Regions from separate parts of the Homo sapiens genome. Here all the other regions are linked to region 1. The links are chromatin contacts, found by Hi-C or POLR2A ChIA-PET in ENCODE. All regions are on one chromosome and are shown on one strand. The core of a region is the stretch at or near the end of the contact, and the rest is flanking DNA. Distances in the headings are between cores, read along the strand shown.

Region 1 (3,815 bases), core at 519-3,018:
AAAAATGAGCCAGAGATCACTTGACTTGGGAGATGGAGGTTGCAGTGAGCCGAGATCGTGTCACTGTACTCCAACCTGGGCAACAGAGCAAGACTCCTCTAAAAAAAATAAAATAAAATAAAAAAATTTAAAAAAAGGCTCTGAGAAGTCCTACAATTTAAAAAAATCTATGTAAATTTTTTTCTAATTCAGCATTCCCCAAATGTAATAATCCATAAGATCCTGTTTCTAGAAGAACCTATGACTATTCCTTTAAGAAACATTTGGGGAAATACTGTCATAGATTATATCTTGACATCAGGATGAAGAGTAATAGTAATTTCTTAAAGTATTTAAACTCAGGAGACCCGGTCCCTCCTTCGCTCTTAATGAGCTTATGACCTTGATAATTTTCTTTTTTCTGGGTTTTGGTTCAGCAAAGTGATCAGATTCCCCTTGTAGCCCCAACCTTCCACGTTTTCTCCTTAAGCAAAAATGAATGTAAATGATTTGGCTGGGACAGTGTGGTCTTTACAACATCATTTGGTTATTCCCTCCTGTCTCACAGTAATAGTCCTCATTTATTTAGCCCTTCACACATACTAACTCATTGGATCCTTACAACACCCTCATGGGGGGTAGTAGGCACTGTAGTGGTTGAAGTCACTTGCCCTACAGCCACATAACCAGTTATAGCCTTAGTATTTATTTAGCTTAGGGACAAAGAGCTGAGGCCTTTACTATAGCAGAGCTCCTGCTCTTTGTCCCTAAGCTACATCACCCCTGTGTCCCTTAGATAGTTGGTGTTCAATTCTAGCATCTTCTCAAAGAAGGCTAAGCCTGCTGGCCATTGGCTAACAGGCTGGTCTGCTCTCATTTCCTTCTTCAAAGCTGAGCAGTCATTTGCTGCTTTCCATCATTGGGGATCCCCTTGTCATCTATGATGCCACTAAAATAATAGCTCCACCCTGACTTGTGCCAGTCCCTTAGGGACCCCTTGAGTAACATCACCACAGGTCCTGCTGGTTTGAATAGATCTGGCTTCCAAGTTTTCCAGCTGCTGCTTTTTTTTTTTTTTTTTTTTTCTGAGACAGAGTCTCGCTCTGTTTCCCAGGCTGGAGTGAAGTGGCATGAACTCGGCTCACTGCAACCTCCGCTTCCCAGGTTCAAGAGGTTTTCCTGCCTCAGCCTCCTGAGTAGCTGGGATTACAGGTGCCTGCCACCAAGCCCAGCTAATTTTTGTATTTTTAGTAGAGACGGGCTTTCACCATGTTGGCCAGGCTAGTCTTGAACTCCTGACCTCAAGTGATGTGCCCGCTTCAGCCTCCCAAAGTGCTGGGATTACAGGCATGAGCCACCGCACCCAGCCTCCTCTTGCTTCTTTAAGGGGGGGTGAGGAGCGGGCAAGTGGGGCAGGAGCCACGCAAGTTTGCACCAGCTTCTCCTGAACATCTTGTCGAATTAATAAGAAATAACTCAGATGTACTGAGTGCTTACTAGGCGGCAGGCACTATTCATGTGGACTCTCACTTAAATAGCCCAACACCTCTATGTGGTAGTAGGGTCTTCAATTATAGATGAGTGAGTGGCAGCAGAGAGGTTGAATCACTTTCCTAAAGCCCCACAGCCAGTAAGAGCTAGAACTTCAGTGCAAACCCAGCCCCAGCCCTTCCTCCAGGGGCTGTGTACTGAACTCCTCTGTAAATCCTGCCTGCCCTCAGCCTTTTCCTCCCTCCCCACTTCTCCCCACCTTTCCCCAGCGGGAATTGCTCCACCTTCCAGCTCCTCTTCCACTGTGCAAACCTGCACTTGCCCTTCCCTCCATCCCTTCACACTTGGTCCTGCCTGCCTAGTCTTCGCTCCTCTCCCAATCCCTAAAATGCCCTCTCCTGCTTCCTCCCAAGAAGACAGTGCCTGAGGAACCCCCAGAGCCTCCCTGAGCAACCTGGGTAAGAGCTGAAGGCCTTATCTACGTCTGCTCTGGTGCGAGTCCTCGAATAGTGTGTGATGGAGACACCTACTGGCTGCTCTGAGCACAGGCCCCTGGAAACCCAGGAACGTGGCTCAGGGCCCCCATTCCACCGAGAGCCTGGTGAGCAGAACCATTTGGTAGAGTTTCCTGTGGGTTCTTCGCTGCTTTTAGGCCAAGCTGGACGGGTCCCTAAAAAAGGCCTGGGAGGACCTTCGTCTTCCTCCTGTCCTGCCCTGAACACAGAAGCAAAAGGGAAGGGGTAATTTTGACGGCAAAGCACCAGCCCCCTGCACGAGGCTGATCCCAGCTTGGCAAAGTTGCCAGGAAGGCTGGAGGCAGGGCCATTCACAGCCAAATAAACGGAGGGTGGCTTTTCTGTAATGCAAATAGAGAGAAATAACCGCTTAGGGCAGGTTGATTTGTTATTTGATGTGGGGCGTGTGATTCTGGAAGGCCCACCCTCCTGGGCACGCTGTCTCTCCTCCCTCCCTTTGAATCAGGTTTACAACTCCTCATCCAAGGCTGGCACCACTTGATGCAGAGAAATGAGGCCCCCATTCTGGTTAATTGCCATCATTTGCCGGTTCAAATAATGAGCGACAAGTTGGATGCAGAAGAGGGGACAGCCGCTTCGTAGGAAATCACTAACCTAAAAGACAGCAAAGGAGATTGTTCCTCAGATGTGCTGCCAAAGACTGGGGGCCACCATGGCCAGCAAGACCCCTATCAGCGGAGGGAAGGACATTTGGGCTGGGCCCGGCCATGCATAGTTGTGGTGGACAGCTGTCTCTACCAGAACCAACTCCCATTGGATTTGTTCTTCTGAATGGGGGCCGCATTCCCCATTAAACTAACTAAGAAATATTTCTGAATCCACAGATGTGGCATGTACAGTGTGGAGGTTTTAGGGAATAGCAAGAAGCTTAAATAGATCACCATCTCTCTCCAATGTGGGAGGATGATCCCTCACTTTAAAATACGCTCTCTAGTTATTCCAGTGAGTATATTCACATAAGGCAAGTACTTTACAAACTTAATAAGCAGTGTTTACAGAAGATCTAAAACACACAGAAGTCTTTCAGACATTTGAAGAGTGAAGAAGAGCTAAAGAAATGAAAAACATTAGCCAGGCATGGTGGCTCAGGCCTGCAATCCCAGAGCTTTGAGAGGCTGAAATGGGAGGATCACTTGAGCCCAGGAGTTTGAGGCCGGCCTGGACAACACAGTGAGACCCCATCTCTACAGAAACATTTTTAAAATAGCTGGGCATGGTTGCTCACACCTACAGTCCCCGCTACTTGGAAGGCTAAGGAGGGAGGATTGCTTGAGCCCAGGAATTCAACAACAGTGCACCCTGATCACTCCACTGCGCTCCAGCCTGGGCAACAGATTGAGACCTTATCTCTTTAAAAAAATTAACTGAACAAAGATGCAAAGCTAAGGAGTGATACAGTCTATTAAGATCAGTTTGATACCAGAGTGTCCTCAAGACAATTGGATGAACGTTCCCAATTAATTGGTGCCGACATGTCCTAAAGATAAGAAAGGTCACCATGGAAACCCTGAAGGCTTCTGGGAAGAAGAGGGATTTAAAAGGGTCCTAACAGGTAAATAGGTTTTGATGGGCAGAAATAAGGAGGGCAGGATGCCAAGTGAGGAAGAGGCGAACAGTGCAAGGAAGTGTACCCATTTGGTTGGAACAGGAAGTAAAGCCCGTGATGATGATGGCCTCCTGAAGGGGGATTGTGGCCAGTTTGCAATGGGCTTTGAAGCTCCAGCGAATGAGTCAGGGCTTCCTCCTCCGGGTGTCACGAGAGAGCCATCGAAAATTGTTAAAGAGGGGTGAATAGGATTAGAGCAATGC
Region 2 (3,815 bases), core at 670-3,169, 240 kb before region 1:
AAAGAGGGACAGGCACACTGATTAGGAGGGAGGGTCTGGAAGCGCCGCCCTACTGGCTTGAGTTTAGGAGAGACCCCCACATTGAAGGCTCCAAATAGTCAGGAACCATGCCTAGGAAAAGTCCCCCGTGTTTTTCTTACCCTGCCTTTCCACCTGAACAGCCTCCCTGGATTTTATGGGCCATTAGAAGCAGAGATGCGCCTTTGTCCATAACAAAGAAGGGGCTGGACCTGCGGGTGGGCACAGGGTGAATAGGGCAGTCTACTCCTCCTGTCCAGGCCTGGGCCCCGCTGCCTTCTCCCCTGCAGGGGCTTCAGGAAGGGAACTTCCTGGTCTCCTTACCTTGTCTGCAGAGTGGACGGAGGTGCCCTTGAGAAGGTCCATGCTGACTTTTTAGGGCCCTTGAGAGGGTTCAAGAGCTGAGGAGGATGAGGGCCAGCCCTAGGCCATTCCTTCTCTTGATCATTTCCCTCGTAAGGAGCAGGTGATGACTCTGCCTCAGTTCATCTGGAGTCCTCCCTTGCCCCTCTCCATGGCCTGCAGCCCAAGAGAATGTGTGGATTCTGCTCCAGTTCTGTCCCAGGTTTCCCAGGTTTAGGGCTCCAGGCTGGGACAAGGGTGAGACAGGGGCACCCTAGTTTAAGGAGGTGCTCACTCTGGGGTCTACACCCAAGACAGAGTTCCAACTCCTCAGCTGTGTGCTGTTGTCCCTGTGCCAGGACCACAGTCTATTCCCAGGTGTGAACCCGTTGCCGCCACCAGGGCCAGGGGTGTGAGTGGAAAACTCTGAATAGCACTTGGTAACCTGCCAGGTGGGCATGGGCTCCTGGACGGGGATGAGTCCACCTGCAGGGCTCTGAGACACCCTCCCCTCTAGAGCAGGCCTTGTATAGTTTTACCAGCCACCTTCATCTGGGAGTTAGTTTGGGCGGGGGCTCAAAGTGATTCTCTTTGGAGTGGGGAGGGGATGGAGGTTGGACTGAGCCCCTGGAGGTAACTGGCCAGCAGGGCGTGTTGCTGGGTCTGGATAGTCCCTTTTATACCTGGGCAGAGACAATTGTGAAAAGGTATCAAAGGGGTGGGGGAACAGGCCTGGCTGCTGCTGCTGCTGCTTTTATCTTGAAAAGACACAAGGTGAAACTAATGACACAAGTGTGTCCCTCTGGGGATTCATTTTGATCTTGGCTTTGTCTCGGCTGGACTTCGAGTGGAACTGCAGGTGACCTTGGAGAAGAGCCATGTGGCGCTGGCATAGGCTTGTGGGGAAAGTGCCTCCTTCAGCTGCTGTGGCCACATCTGGCTCTGATTTTTTTTTTTTCTCCCTGAGGCACAGTTAATAAGCCTGGCTTTGAAGCCCTGGCCTCCCCTTTAATGCACAAAGACTTGCACAAATGGTCAACTCTCCGATCCTCTCCAGTTCTTTCCTGAGTGGATCAGGCTGTGGGAAGGCCCTCCCAGCTGCCTTATCTCTGCAGGGCCTGAGCTAGACTCAGTGTCCTCCTGGGGTAGGACAGGGACACAGGGTGTCACGCCTCACCCTCCCAGCAGGGCTGGTGCTTCAACATCTCAATTTGTACAAATACATCCCCCCTTCAAAAAAATAAAAAAGACCCAGTGAGGTTGGGGCCGTGGAGCAGGGGTGGGAGGTGGGGGGGACCTGGGATGCGTTGAGTAATCTCAACATGGCAGGGGTTCAAAAAGCAAACAGTCCCTTCAGACGCGCCAGACGCTGTTGGTGCCAGATGTCAGAAGAAAGCAAAGTTTGCCACATGAAGCATGTTGCAGTGGAAAAGCCTGTTTCTTGGAGAAAATGAGGGCAGTGCAGTGTGTTTGAAGTCCTGGGGGTGGGGCTGAGAGAATGTGGCCTCTCTCCTCTCTGGAGGAGGTTGCAATTATGTAAAAGGTCGCTGCGTGTTTGCTCAGACATGCTGTGAAAGCCCAACTTGGTAAACCCTGGAGGGGTCGGAGCTGGGGCCAAAGGGGTCTGACGGAGGGTGGCGTTGGGATTTGAGCCTCTTATGTGGAGAAGTGACTTTTCCCCCCACTGTCCTGAGTCTCCTGTGCACAGAGCCCCTCCCCATTTTCTCACTGTCTCCTCTCACGCTCCCCCGAGAATTTTGACCCCTTGACATGACGTGTCTTCAGTGCTGCCTAGTCAGAGCCATGCCGTTGTTCACCCCACTGCATTAGCTGGGTCAGGAATGCTAAAAACAAAGAACCTTGACTAAACCCAGCTGTTCACTGTATTTAGCCTTATCTCCTACGAAAGTATTTGGCTTGCCTTTATTAAAGAGGGAAAAAATTGAGCTCTAACCAAGGGGAGTTAATTTTTTTTTTTTTAAAGGGAAAAGACAAAGCCCAACCATAACCCTGAGACACAATTAAATGCTTGAAAGGTTCTCCCATCCCCCCAGGGGACTGTGACCTTCCCTCTGTGAGTGGCCTTTATGGGCTGGAAATGACAGCTTGCAGGGGCAAGTTTAATCCCTCTGAGGGGTCTCCCTTGGCTGGGGACAGGGAAGGAAGAGGCCCTTGCTTAATTTCCTCGGAAGGGGTTTAGGGGTGGGCCTGGCCCAAGAGGACAGCAGTTGTTTCCGAATGTGGCACTCCTGAGAGGCCAGGCATTTGCATCTGTACAATTAAACAGCCTCAGAAGAAAGAACGCTGGGGAGGGATGAAAGGAGCCTTTAATCAACGGGCATAATAGAAGGGCCTTTGGTGTTTGACCCTGGAGGGATGGGATGGGAGAAGAGGCCTGGAAATGGGGAGAAGAGGGGAGGGCATCATGGGGCCAGTGCCGTCTGTTCGGCCCTGGGAAGCTGCGCTGGGCTGGCTTGCCTCCTGTGTGGCTGTGCCAGGGCCATCCAGGAGTGTTGCACTTGGGACCTGGAGGATGGGAAGGCCGAGAGGCCTTTGGACTGCTAAACCATCTGGAAGTCAGCCTTTTACAGACTTCGGCAGGTTCCGGCTCTCCAGGTGTGATGGGTTCAGGATGGCTGAACCTGGAGATAGTCTGGAGTCTCTTTGAAGGACCTGCTTGGCTCCTGCTGCAAAGGAACTGCAGGCATTTGTCCTTCCCTTCCCTCCCCCACCCCACTGCTGAAAAAGGTTGGCGGGGGGAAAGCAGCTCTGCTTTTCACAGTGTATACGTGTCAGGAGACAGCAGAGGTGCTGGGTTGAAGATTGCAGGTGGCAGGCCCAGCCCAGGCTGCTGCTCAGTGGGTGCCTGGCCTTCATCATCTCGGCCCACCTGCTTCTTGTGGTGTGGCCAGTCCCAGCTGCCGTCTTAAAGCAGATGTGCGCAACAGTGTACAGGCACACCTGCCATAGCAAATTCCTAGGATACCTCAGTCCTCCATGTTGGTATGCTTTTCTTTTCAACAATGTGGAAAATGCAGTTTACCAAGAAGCTTTTTTGGTTTTCCTTTTAAGGTATTACTTCAAAAAAGCAAGCGATGAGTTTGCCTGTGGAGCGGTGTTTGAGGAGATCTGGGAGGATGAGACGGTGCTCCCGATGTATGAAGGCCGGATTCTGGGCAAAGTGGAGCGGATCGATTGAGCCCTGGGGTCTGGCTTTGGTGAACTGTTGGAGCCCGAAGCTCTTGTGAACTGTCTTGGCTGTGAGCAACTGCGACAAAACATTTTGAAGGAAAATTAAACCAATGAAGAAGACAAAGTCTAAGGAAGAATCGGCCAGTGGGCCTTCGGGAGGGCGGGGGGAGGTTGATTTTCATGATTCATGAGCTGGGTACTGACTGAGATAAGAAAAGCCTGAACTATTTATTAAAAACATGACCACTCTTGGCTATTGAAGA
Region 3 (3,815 bases), core at 913-3,412, 180 kb before region 1:
TTCCACCTCAGCTGATTGGACCAGAGGAAAGCACCTGACCCAAGAGCAACCAGTTCATTGGCTGGCTGGTAGCCTATGGGGAGCTCTTGTCTGGAACTTTCTTAGCAGGGGTAAGGGGAAATAAATTAGGTTCCTCAGAGTATCTTTCTTTAAAATTTGAGCTGAAGGTATAGAAATTGAGAGTCTAGCAGTTAGTAGTGGGGATAGAGTCACATTAATAATCAGGTGCTACAGAAGATGCAAGAGAACAGTGTCTTGATTCCTGGTCTTCCTGTCATTTTCTGCATCTCATTTAACCTTTGGAAAGCCTGAGTTTGGAGCTGTTCTGGGATTTTTGTGAGAATTCTCTTTCTTACTGACCCAAGTTCCTTAATTTAAATTTGAGGTAGCCCTCAAATTTAAGGGGGTCCAATTAAGCCTCAGATCCTTGCTTCTCAAAGGCCGGAGGTTTTCATTGTGCAAATAGGAACAACTTGGATATCAGATCAGAATGGAGGCAATTAAGTGAAGAAAGGTGTAAGATTACTGTGCCAGGTGAGTGAGTGATGCTCTATCTATCTATCTATCTATCTATCTATCTATCTATCTATCAAACAATCATCTATCTGGAATCATCAATAGCTGGAATAAAGGGTGAGATATTTGCCTGGTCAAAGTTGAGAAGATAAACTGGTATTCTGTGATCCACTGATAAGGGCTTGTCTGGAAACTGAATAACTCTGTGGGTGTTAAATGATCTCATCTGGATGAACTTCAGCATCTGTGAGTGCTTGATGAACTATAATTAGTCCTATCTATCTTGGTCAAGACTATTTGGGTTCTATATAATAGAAACTCAACTCAAACAAACTTAATATAAAAAGAAGAAGAAGAGGAAAAAGAGGAGGAAGAGGAAGGGGAAGGGGCAGGAGAAGGAGAGAGAAGAGAAGAGGAAGGGAGGGACGGAGGGAGGGAGGGAGGAAGGAAGGAAGGAAGATCGATCGATCAAGAAATCTTTTGGGATTGGGTTCAGAAACGGCAATTTCTGTGCTGTCCGACAGAACTTTCTATCATAATAGAACTCTCCTATATCTGTGCTGTATAGTGCAGTAACCACTAGCCATGCATGGCTATTAAACACTTGAAATATGAATAATGTGATTGAGGAGCTGAATTTTTTATTTTATTTTAGTTAATTTTTAGCTTTAGTTAATTCAAATTTAGATCTAAATAGCTACACACGGCTAGTGGCTACTGTATTAGACAGCACAGATCTAGATCCCAAACTGTGCTGTACCTCACTCTCCTGCGGGTGCTCTCATCAGCTTTTCTTAGCTCGTGGGTCCGTGTCTGAACCAACTGTGTTCACGGAGATTGGGAACTGTGGCCAGGTCTGGGTCACATGTCTGACCCCGTGAACAAGGTTCACCTTGTCTGAACCACATGAAATGGGTCCCTAGTGGAAATCCTAGTGGAAAGGGGATTTCTGTATGAAAAGTAGAGGAAAGAGAATTAGCTGGACCAGCAAAATCTCTATCCCTCAGAGACCACCCTCAAGGTGCCGTATGTCTTGCTGAAGAGAAAGAAGGAATGGGGACAGGAAGGATGGGCATTCGCCTGACAAATATTCATGGAAATCCTTGGTGCCAGACACTGCGTTGGATGCTGGTGACGCTAATGAAGAAATCATGTCAACAGCAAGAGAAACAGACTCTATGCTTATTCTCAGTCTGGTAGAGGAAGCTGACTCCTAAAGAAACAGTCACAAAACAGGCAAAACATCCCAAATATAGAGGAATGAACACAGCCTTATCAGGACAGCTAATTTTGTGTAAATTTAGCAAACTGCTGATGTGCTGAGAAGTGATTTCTGTATTACCCCCTCCTTAAAGGAGCATTAAGAAAATTGCTTCACTTCTCGCTCTCATTTTTTTTTTTTTTTTTTTTACATCAGAAAATAAAGTCCAGTCTCAGAGAGGGGCCAGAGTCTGGTGGATGGCTAGGCATGACTTGTCTAAAAATAGAGTGGAGGCTGATTAATGAATGTCTTTAAAACAGAGATCAAACCCAGAAGCTGTACCAACACAGCCGACATGCATTCCTCTGGGGCTTAACACTCCTTTAGAGAATTGCTCAAAACTGGGTTACTCAAGAACTTGGCCCGCATGCCCGACACTCCACTCAGCTAGAGAGGGAACAATTCTCGGGTAGTACTGCCTGAAGGTGGCATGGGGTAGAGGCCTCCAGTCCTCTTGGCCTTCCTTCCCAGTCCCAGTCCTGCCAGGGCAGTGCCTCTCCTCATCCCACCAAGCCCTCTGTGGGGTCAGGATGGTCTGCAGCCAGCTTCACCATCTCCCAGAAACCTGCCCCAGCCTTGGTTAGCCTAGACCTCTGGGTGTGGGAACCACAGGCAGCGGGGTTTTAGATTATTGAGGGATGTTTACTGACTATTAGCCCAAGTTATTCCTCCAACAAGCCTGTGAGCTAGATCCATATTAGCTCCAGTTTACAGATGGGAGAGATGAGGCACCCAGATGTCGATAACTTACACAAAGTCACAAAGTTCGTAGATGGAGAACTGGGATTTGAACCCAGGAACTTGGTACCAGAGTCCACATGCCTGACCACCTCCCACACTGTCCTTCCAGCTATCCTACAAATAGGTACTATCCCTATCCCCATTTTACAGATGGGAATGAAAATGTCTGTCTGATTGAGAGAAACAAACGGCAAGGTGGTTGGAGACCTGGAGCCCCAGGTCCTGGTTTGGGCTCTGCACCCAATATATCTGTGACCTTGGGATTGTTACTCACCCTCTCTGAGCTTCAGTTGTGTCATCTGTGAAAAGTGGTAGCATCCTTACCTTGACTTGTGGTAGCCATTCCTTTGAGCTTCTAGAACATGCTGGGCCTCGCACTGGTCACTCCACATGGTTTATCCCATTTAATCTTCCAAGAGCACTCAGAGGCTGAGGACACCGGGAACATATCCCAGGTCACCCACAAAGAGATAGAGTTAAGAATTTGCCAAGAATTTCCCAAGTCTGTTTGCTTCCAAAGCCCCTCAGTTTCTCTCTATTTGACAATAGGAGGCTTACATGAAGTAACAGGTTAAAAACCTCCAGGGAGAAAAACACTGTGCCTTCTGCCAGTGAAAGGTGGCTGGATTCTACTGATCAGCCCCAGGATTTCTCTGGGGAGTTGTGGGGTGTGCAGAATGTCAGCAACCTAACCTCTGCTTCTTCCCCCTCCGCAAATGCAAGGGAAAGGTCTCGATAAATGGAAGGCAGAGCAGGGGGCTGTGGGGGCAAGTGACCACAGACAGACTGTGGCCACCAACGCTGAAGGAGGGAAGACTGCGGGACCCACTGACTTCTGCACACCCCATTCTCACCTCCTCTCCAGAGTCAGGTGCATAAGTCAGGCTGTGATGAAACCTGCAGCCACCAAAGAGGTTTACGGTCCCTGCTTCCCCGCTGGTTGATAAATGATTGCTTTTTGGCCGTCACCTACCCCACCCTCCGATTTTCTATTTTGAAGCTTACTCAACTGCAGAGAGAATTCTCTTTGTCTCTTGAGGACACTAAAATATGGTACAAACAGTCTCTGATAATAAATGCCTTTTTTTTTCAGGGGATCAAAAACTCCCCAGACACTTTCAAAGCAAGCCAGGGTGCTTTGGCTATATCGTGGGGATAGCCTGGAATTCAGAGCGGCACAGGGGAAGGGGAGTTTGAGGACTGGATCGAGGTGGTTTCCAAGCTCCTCTTGTCAAACAGAGGGCAACTGGGAACAGAGTGGGGGAGGGTTGAATTCCAGACCCCAGGGCTAAGGGGT

What was found. Hi-C counts contacts between places; a loop is a spot of excess contacts on that map. ChIA-PET counts read pairs that join two places held with the same protein, here RNA polymerase II (POLR2A). Pooled maps may share reads with other maps.
Region 2: a loop to region 1 is called in a pooled map, with 6 times the contacts of the local background. The contact joins two enhancer-like sites. A Hi-C loop is called at or near these places in 3 of 168 maps with a recorded cell type or tissue (HepG2, endothelial cell of hepatic sinusoid and motor neuron) and 4 of 50 pooled maps. POLR2A ChIA-PET finds 5 or more read pairs at or near these places in 3 of 52 experiments (BJ, Caco-2 and activated T-cell).
Region 3: a loop to region 1 is called in a pooled map, with 2.3 times the contacts of the local background. The contact joins two enhancer-like sites. A Hi-C loop is called at or near these places in 1 of 168 maps with a recorded cell type or tissue (MCF 10A) and 1 of 50 pooled maps. POLR2A ChIA-PET finds 5 or more read pairs at or near these places in 3 of 52 experiments (Caco-2, MCF 10A and OCI-LY7).

What each region holds. Positions count from the first base shown.
Region 1 is chr17:65,292,549-65,296,363 of GRCh38, reverse strand. No RefSeq gene overlaps it. Among named protein-coding and RNA genes, the nearest start is that of RGS9, 160 kb to the right of the region's middle. Within about 2 kb of position 1,768, at least 3 of the 41 ENCODE cell types and tissues checked have a DNase peak (open chromatin) inside an H3K27ac peak, as active enhancers do.
Region 2 is chr17:65,529,720-65,533,534 of GRCh38, reverse strand. It overlaps AXIN2 (axin 2), which reads left to right. Exons shown (of 11, transcript NM_004655.4): 11 at 3,433-3,815. The coding sequence ends at 3,559. Among named protein-coding and RNA genes, the nearest start is that of AXIN2, 30 kb to the left of the region's middle. RefSeq lists enhancers at 1,453-1,965, 2,480-2,992, 2,993-3,507. Within about 2 kb of position 1,919, at least 21 of the 41 ENCODE cell types and tissues checked have a DNase peak (open chromatin) inside an H3K27ac peak, as active enhancers do.
Region 3 is chr17:65,471,083-65,474,897 of GRCh38, reverse strand. No RefSeq gene overlaps it. Among named protein-coding and RNA genes, the nearest start is that of LINC02563, 15 kb to the right of the region's middle. Within about 2 kb of position 2,162, at least 7 of the 41 ENCODE cell types and tissues checked have a DNase peak (open chromatin) inside an H3K27ac peak, as active enhancers do.